Regions from separate parts of the Mus musculus genome. Here region 2 is linked to region 1. The links are chromatin loops, found by intact Hi-C in ENCODE. Cell type or tissue: left cerebral cortex. All regions are shown on one strand. Each heading gives the region's core, and the rest is flanking DNA. Links, peaks and the distances in the headings are about the cores only.

Evidence for each region. Peaks named below come from ENCODE experiments on the same cell type or tissue, not always from the same donor. Only the 100,000 strongest peaks of a DNase experiment are listed, where the experiment ranks them.
Region 2: it touches region 1 in a loop (5-fold over the local background); 32 of 42 quality-filtered maps call a loop at or near these places.

Annotation. Positions count from the first base shown.
Region 1 is chr2:3,544,911-3,549,311 of GRCm38, reverse strand. No RefSeq gene overlaps it. Among named protein-coding and RNA genes, the nearest start is that of Cdnf, 34 kb to the right of the region's middle. In left cerebral cortex, for the core only: a CTCF peak has its summit at 2,544 (motif pointing left); a DNase peak (open chromatin) is centred at 2,537.
Region 2 is chr2:3,766,856-3,771,256 of GRCm38, reverse strand. The region is part of intron 1 of Fam107b (family with sequence similarity 107, member B); the gene reads right to left. Among named protein-coding and RNA genes, the nearest start is that of Gm36031, 39 kb to the left of the region's middle. In left cerebral cortex, for the core only: a CTCF peak has its summit at 1,775 (motif pointing right); a DNase peak (open chromatin) is centred at 1,793.

The DNA of each region.
Region 1 (4,401 bases), core at 142-4,141:
GGCACTCCTAGAAGACCAGCTCTCTCCCGGAGATATTTGGGTATGGAGCACTGTGGCACAGGATCAGCTCTGGGTGCAGATGGAAACTGGGAAGATCCTATCCCAGGCTGCTCCTCGGTTCCTTTGTCCTGGGGTCTCTGGGTGGGTCCCTTGGAGCAGGAGTGGTGGTCTTACCTGCGTTCACAAGCTTGTCAGTACTCCTGAGAGACCCACTCTCTCCTGGTGGTATTTGTGTATGGAGCATTGTGGCCAAGAACACTTAATTTTTATATCTGAATTTCTAAATACTGCCCTCCAATGAGATGAAACCAATTTCTTCAGGACAAAAAAAAAAGTTTTGGGGCTGGAGAGATGGCTCAGCGGTTAAGAGCATTGACTGCTCTTTCAGAGTTCCTGAGTTCAATTCCCAGCAACCACATGGTGGCTCACAACCATCTGTAATGGGATCGGATGCCTTCTTCTGGTGTCTCTGAAGTCACATACAGTGTACTCATCAGATAGATAGATAGGTAGATAGATAGATAGATAGATAGATAGATAGATAGATAGATAGATAAAATCTTTGAAAAAAAAGTTTCAGGATGAACTTAGAATCATTTTGCAACAACACTACAATGTGAACACAGGGAGTTGTGACTTGCTAAGAGTCAACATGAAAGGGTCTACTGTGGCCATTCCAGAACAAAATAGGAGAACAAAATAGCAATGATACAATTAAAACTGAATTGCCATCCAAACTATAACAATAGAACATACTAATATAAAATGGGGAAGAGAAACAAATACTTCTTACAGAGAAATGCAGATTGAGATGGAATTTATAGAAAACTAATATTAGATGCCCATGTCATCTGAGATTTACTTCAAAATAATGGGTTTTAATTCTCCTGGGAGAAAGATCAGCCATTATAACATTAATATCTTCTGAGGCCATTGGCATCAGGTGATGGATTACACACTACAGGTTTGTATTAAAGATGACATGATGGGGCTGAAGAGATGACTTAGGGATTAAAAGTACATACTGCTTTGGTATCCAAGCAAGCTGAGTTCAGATCCCAGAACTCACTTGTCATGCCTGGCTGTAACTTCAGCTTCATGGGATCCCTCACTCATATCTGTCTGCTGCATGTACCTGCACTCCCATATACATACTCATATCCAAATGCATGTGCATATATATAATTTAAAATAAATAAAGCATAGTGAAGGCCTATACCCATAAATATAGGCAGAATAAGGGAACCAAAACTAGTAGGCAAGGCATTCCTATCCATGGGAACTCCGTGGGGAGGGTGGCATGAACCCAGGTACACAAAGCTGGAACTTGGGGTCAGGGAGATGGCATCTGCTGCACAAATGTGGGGATCTGAGTTTAGATCACAAGAGCCCAGGAATATTTAGATGCAATGGTGTGTGTCCATAATCCTACCATTCCTACGGCAAGATAGGAGGTGGGGACAGGAGGAGCCCCAGAACCTGTGAGCCACCTAACATTGCCAGCTGTGAAGAAGAGACCCTGCCACAAACAAGGCAGAAGTTGACACTGGAGGTTGTCTTTTGATACCCACTTGTATGCCATAGCACATGACTATGCACACATGCATAAATACATACATGTACATTATGCAGAAAGAGAGAGGAAAGAGCAGGGTACAAAGAGAGAGACAGAAAGCTGGAACTCTGGAAGCAGGCTGCTGACTGACTGGCTGCTTACTGGTCAACTGCTGCCCCCTCATTGCTCAAGCCAAACAAGGAACCAGATAAAGGAATCCAGTAGGTACAGCCCGCAAAGGTCAGCTTCCTGAGATGCACAGTGGAGCAAGAGTCACATAAAACTGTTCCAGAGGGGCAAACAGCATGTATGACTGCCTACATTATGGCAAGATGGCAAATTTTAATTTCTGTCACATAGGGGAAAATGAACTGATGAAACTCATCATTGTCCTGGTAGGCTGTTATTTCACCTTAGGCAGGAGCATCTTAAAATCATGCAATTTTAAGAAACTGAAACCATATAATCAATCTCTCAGGTTTTGGCATGTGCCGCACATTCAGAGAGAATGGGCTTTGTGTGTCTTATTCATTTATGCAAGAAATTGGCTGGTGCTGTATTAAGGATATTCACAAAAAAAAAAAAAAAAAAAAAAAAAAAAAAAAAAAGATATTCACAACTGCACCTGAGGATGGAGCTCAGGGAGAGGGCTTGACCAGAATGCATGAGATCCTAGGTTCAGTTCCCAGTAGTGCCAAAAGAAAAAAAAAAAGTAAGAAAAAATTTGTCAGCAACTAAGCTAAAACAGTTTTTTATGTTTATTCACAGTGAACCAGAAGATGAAAATATTGTTTTGTTATATCTGTTCTCCTTATCCTTTATCTGATAAGATGTTTCTTTGTCTGCATTGTCCTGTACTCCCTGATAATTCAGAGAGGAGAAAATCTGTAGAGATGTCTAAAGCAACTGAGACTGCACCTGCTGCTTCTACAGAGTAAGAAACTAAACCTGGGAAAACCAGCTGGCCCGCTCGACAGACCGCCACCTGCTGGTGGCTATGTACTATGCGCTGTTCCTTGGATTTGGTGATGTGTTCAAACATGCAGGGGGCTAAAAGTCAGAGACCTTGTGTTCTAGTGTCAGCTCTGTCACCAAATGACAAAATGTCCTTGAGCAAACTGTGTTGCTCTCTTGGCTTCTGTGTCTTCAGAGGAAAAGCAAAAAATCTAAAGCTGTATCTTTACTATCAGACATGTCTAAAAGCTTTTCTAGTATCAATGAGTTCCAATATTTCATTAACTTAATGAAATGATTTCATTTTAAACATGCATCCCTCAATTGTTGTGTGTGTGTGTGTGTGTGTGTGTGTGTGTGTGTGTGTGTGTGTGTGTAAGTTGTGGAATGCTAGTGTATATACAAATTATCAGTTGTTTAACGAGTGACTCAGAATGGCCAGCAGTCCATGCTGTGTGTGTCAGATCACTGAAGGACAGCTCATAAGGGGCAGTTCTTAGCGGTTCCATGAGCTTCCCTCTATGAAGGCTTAGGGAGATTCTAAGTCACCCTTAGAACACATTGTAACTAATCAGTCAGTCTCACTAAAACTACTTTCTTATCACCTTCAACAGCTGGGCTCAGAATGATGACAGAAACCTCCCTGTGTGTTTCCCTTCCTTTATCTAAATTAGTTATAACCAGAGATTACTCTGAGATCTTCAAGACTCACATAGCAAGAAGCTAACAGGCCACAAGAGGATGTACCCCACACCTATTAGATTCCTCTTAGTTCCTCTTCACTGTCTCCCAAACCCCTTCATCACCATCTTCCTGAAAGTAGATGTTCCCATCTGTGCATTGGGAAGGTTATTATACCAACTTAATAACATCGCTTATCTAGGTTATGGTAGCAAAGGAGTCAACACAAGACAAAATGCTTACCTAAGGGGATGCATCAATGGCTTTAGGCTAGGTAATGCATGGGCTCAGATGCTTGTATACTTTAGAAGCAGTGTCACTGAGAACACTGGGAAAACTTCTTCTATAGCCCCTGAAGCATTTAGCTTCCTAAACTACGTGGCATTTATTCTGAGTCCTAAGATATGCATAGGAATGAATTATACAGAAACAGAGGGACACATGGAGATGGGAAGGGACATTCTATGTAGAAGTAGAAGTACACAGTGAAATCTAGAAGCCAAAGAAAGTGCAGTTCCCTTAAGACATACCAGTCCTTCATATGGCTAAAAGGTATAGAGGTGAGAGGTTGCATCCTGGCTGTAAGCCTCAGGGGAGGGGAAAGTGGTCCTTCTCTGCCACACTAAAAAGATGAGCTTCATCCTGAAGGCTCTTGGGATGCACTGGAGAAATAAAGCAGCCTAAATACTAGAAGATATTGTGAAGGCCAAGGCCAACATTGTATGAATAAAGAGTGGCCAGTCTGAACATCTGGTTCCACTAGACAGATCAGCTTAGAATGGGTGAATATCCAAGCACTTCTCCCTGAGATTCTGTTTTCTCTAGATACTCTCCAGTCAGCCATTTACATAGAATTCATCAAAGCTCACACTTCAACAAGTAAAACACTCCAAAATTTCTAAAAGTAACATGATAGTGTTAGAAGAAGAAAAAAATAAGAGGAAGAGAAAGAGAAGAGGAAGGGGAAGGGGAAGAAGAAGACAGTATATGGCTTCTTGTTGAGACTTTAAAATATCTACATAGTTAAAATATACATTCTATATCATATATAGGCACATATACTTAAATAAGGTAGCATTGCCTCCAAGTGTGGGAGTCTGGGAATACAGATAGTATTCAAGATATTTTGCTGTGAGGTAGCGACATGGGGCCATGGTTAGTGAATTGGTGAATCTATCTTAGATTTTGTTTTCTTCCTATCTATAGGTAAG
Region 2 (4,401 bases), core at 197-4,196, 220 kb before region 1:
TGACAGCCAACAACTATCAATCAGTGCCTTGGGAACGGCACGTGCAGATGCAGGGTCCCAACTGATTCCAGCAACAACCATAGGAATAAAAGACTCAGACTCTACACCAACACTCAGAGAAACAAGATTATACCATGCTGGTACTTATACTGCTAGTGCCATAGTGCTAAAACCAAATTGCCGTCCACTAATCCCCAAACCCAGGTTTGCCAAACTGCAATGCCCACCTTTTTCTTTTTTACATCAAGTGTTGTAAAAAAAATTTTTTAATTAACATGAAAATAAAGCTACTAAATGTCTAAAGACCAAGTCAATTAAAATATAAAAGCAGCTATAACTGCATCATAATTAAATATTTGAGGCAACACTGTATAATATGAAGGCTCAGAGCTACCAAATGAGGAAAACATAACAGAGAACCCACACATTCCCAAAACACTGTGGACATTTTAACTGAGAACTCCTGCAGCCTTAATCAGAGAGAGAAATACAAACCTTGCACATAGTGAGTAAGGGAGCCCATCACAGCCAGCCTGACTTCAGCTCCACTGCTCCCTGGCTAAAGGGGCTGTGCTGTCTGCTTGAAATCTCAAATGCACAAGGCACCGCTCTACAGCCTAACCTGTCTAAAAGAGCCCAGAGCAGATTCACTCTGGTTAATCAGTAGACAAAGTATGCTGCCTGCTTCCATAAAAGGACCTGCTTCTCTATCCTAAGCCATGACATCTTTTCAGAGCAGGAGGGACTCCAAAGGTCAAAGTTTCAGGGAGGAGGCAGGCAGGGAAAGAATGGGGTAGCTGTCAGCAACAGGGGAGAGGAGCCGTAGGCCAGGATGCTGGGGCACAAGTGGGTGATTTCTCTTTTAGAGTTTCTAGGACCTCTCCCCCACAGTAACAGTCGGTGAGAAGCACCCAAGTGGGGGTCTCCTACCAGACAAGACCCTGGGCAGGACCCAGGGTGAACCTGCATGAGTTCTGATCTAAGCACAGGGCCAGCACTGTCTTCATTTTCTCTGTCTTGGAGTCAGAGGGTGGGCACAAGAGCCCCGCAGCCCAAGTCCCATGCGCAGGCTCAGAGTCTTCTGCAGGCCAAGCAGAAGGTGTGTGCAATACAGCTCCTCCAGACTACAGCAAAGGGGTCTGGAAAGGGAAGTAGTGTCTCCCTGTGTCCTGGATGGCTTTACCACAGAGCGGCTGGGACAGGAGCTGGGAGCTACATAGGGGCACTTCTCCTTGGCTTTTCACTCTGCACCCACAACAAAAGCAAAGAAGTAGCCATCTCTGTGACGTTCTTACCTGATGCTCTTTCCTGTCAGCCATCCTGTCCGTGGTTACTGAAGCCTGACAACAGAATTCTGATCATGTGGGGACGTGTCCTCACAAAGCCCACGCTCTGACTGAACTGGCATAAATACTATGTACCGCACCTTCCCTCTCCTTGGCCCTTCCTCCACCTGCAGGCCCTCGCCATTGCTGCTGCTCCTAGCAGGCATGATGCTCCTTTCTAATCCACCTTACACCAAGCCGAATCAGATACAGATACGTGGCCAAGTCTTTCAGGAAGATTTTCCTAACATCCTGACTGTAATTAAACTCTGGCCTCCGACAACTACGGAATCACCTCCTCTCTTTAGTCTGCACTGAAATCTACACGAAACATTCCATCCCTTTATTGCAAAGACTGGTTTCCTCCTCTTCTTCAGCCACCTAGGATTCTATGGAGGTTCTATGGAGAGTATTTAAAAGAAGTAACCAAGTCAGGGGTTAGCGGTTAGCTGCCAGAAGAGGGCGCTCCTGAGCCACATGACTTCCTTGGCCTTTGGAAATACGCTCAGGGAGGCAAGGTGGGGTTCTTCACTGAGCATTAAGCAACCAAGAAGGCTGAGAATAAAGATGTGATAGAAAAGTCTAGGAGTAAGGGGGGGAGTCTAGAAGTAAGTATCCTTACATGAGGGATTTCTTCTTGACATTAACACAAGATATTCTCATCATATTGATGTTACTGACCAAGTAACTGGACCATAAAGTAAGTTTTTTTTTTTTTTTTTTATGGAGTTGTTTGCATTTATTTACTTTCTTCCTTTAAACATGGAATATGCTCAATTGTGTACAGACTTCTTCATGCCCTCACAAAAGGAATCTACAATGTGGATTCTCTCTTCTCTTATCGGCTGTACAATTTCATCTTAAATAAACGTAACAATTTATGTATGATTTTTCATGAAAAGAAATATAATTACATATTTAAAAAACAATACCCCAACTCAGTGTATTGCTTTATTGATAATACAGCTACTTTAGACTTAATAGTCAGTTCTTCACATCCTAATACATTTATAAAAGTAACTATGGTTCAGTCCCTGACTACAGAATGTGAAGTGACCAAGCCCTGACCGCTTCAAAGAGCCCTTTAATCATCTTTGACTCTTCCTTTGAAACATGAAAATGAAAGGATATTAAGTATATTTTATCCAATGTGAAAGTAATAGGTCTCTAGGAAATTATTTTGCTGTCTTACAGAGTCTTATTGAGATCAAAAACAGCATCATGGCTGCCATGGAACAAGTATCAGATTTATACATTTTAAATCTGTTTGTTTGTTTGTTTGTGTTTTGAGAGTCTTGCAATCTAGCCATGTCTGGCTTAGAACTTTCTATGTAGATCTGGCTGGCTTTAAGCTTACAATGACCCTTCTTCCTCTACCTCTTTAAAGTGATCAAATAGACAACTTTATTTTATTTTTTAACATAGTCAGTATTCTAGAAATTTCCACATATTTTAGAGGAAAGCTATCTAGACTAGCACAATGATTTAGACCAGATAAAAATATAAAGTATACAACTGACTATTACCAACTCTCAGTGGCAGGAAGTACAACCAAGAATAGAATCTCAACAATGAAACAATAAAAAAGCTTAAACTTCTAAAGTTACATTTAGTTGATGAAAAATAAGTTATCTGTAATTGATTAGAAATTGGCACAATTCTGTTACATAAGACTGCAATAATTTATCACTGTGTTTAGTATGTCTTTCTCTCTGGAAATATTGGCAGTCACACTCTTAAGCCCCCTCTAGGTTTTATTTTTATGGCACATTAGTGGTGGGCTCGTGTGTAACCTGAGACGTGGATTGATTTCCCTTTACATGAAAACATCTGCTTAGGTGAAGCTCCTTAATTCGCCCTCAGTCAATTATAAATTATTAAGTTAATCTTATTTGAAATGAGAATATGAAATACCTCAGCAGCCAATATTTATTGACTAATGTGAAACCTTTATATATTTCTTTGCTGTCTTGGAGAAAAGAAAACAGATAAATTATTTCTGATCTATCAGGGAACAAATGCAATCCAAATCACCTTAAACTTTAGACCAGTATTTGAATTTTAAGTAAGTGATGATTTGCATATGAAATAATGGTTTAACGATCTTTCATAAAGTAAGTTTTTTATGTATGTTGCTGCTGCTGCTGTTTGGTTTTTATCAAGTATCAGTCAAGGGAAGAAAAATCAGTGCTGGCTTAATTAAAGAAAGACAACTGAGTGGTTAGACAAGCCGTAACTTCCATGACTTCAGTTCCCCAGCTGTCTTTGAAAATGAATGAAATAATGTGGCAGCAATGTGCTATTACCCAGGATATGAGTGAGTACTTGAGTAGGCGGTGTTGCTAGCCAAGCTATAGCCGACACCATTACATATTTTATCTAGAGATATCTATCTTCTTTGGGTCATATTTTCTTCTAATCATGAATTCAAATGAATAATACAGTTTCCTCATTAGTAACAGTAAGTAAGTACATGTGGATGCATAGTGTGTTGTATATGAGTGTGTGTGTGTGTGTGTGTGTGTCTGTGTGTGTGTGTGTGTGTGTGTGTGTGTGTGTGTGTGTGTGTGTGTGAGATTTAGGTGTGGAGGGCAGAGGATAAATCCAACAGTCATTCCTCAGGGGCTTTTACCTTGTTTTTTGATACAGGGCCTCTCGTGAGCTCACAGAACTCCACACTGCCACCACCACCACCATCACCACCATCACCACCACCACCACCACCACCACCACCACCACCACCACCACCACCGCCGCGCCGCCAGTGCCGCCGCCCCATCTCTGCCTCCCCAGTGCTGTAGTTGCCTGTGCACTCCAACGTGCCCAACGCTTTCTATGGACGCTGGGATCATACTCGGTCCTCACGCTTAACAATAAGCATCTTTAACTATTAAGTGCTCTCCCCAGCCCAGCATCCCACAGTTCTACCAGCAAAGCTACAAACACAGACCCTTATGGCAGAGTTAAAAAGGCCTGCCTACCACATTACCGAGGTAATACACTGCATTCTAATGGCCACAGACAGTGCTTTTCTGAGTTAGATAATGATTCCCAATGTAAACCTTCCCCACCAAGC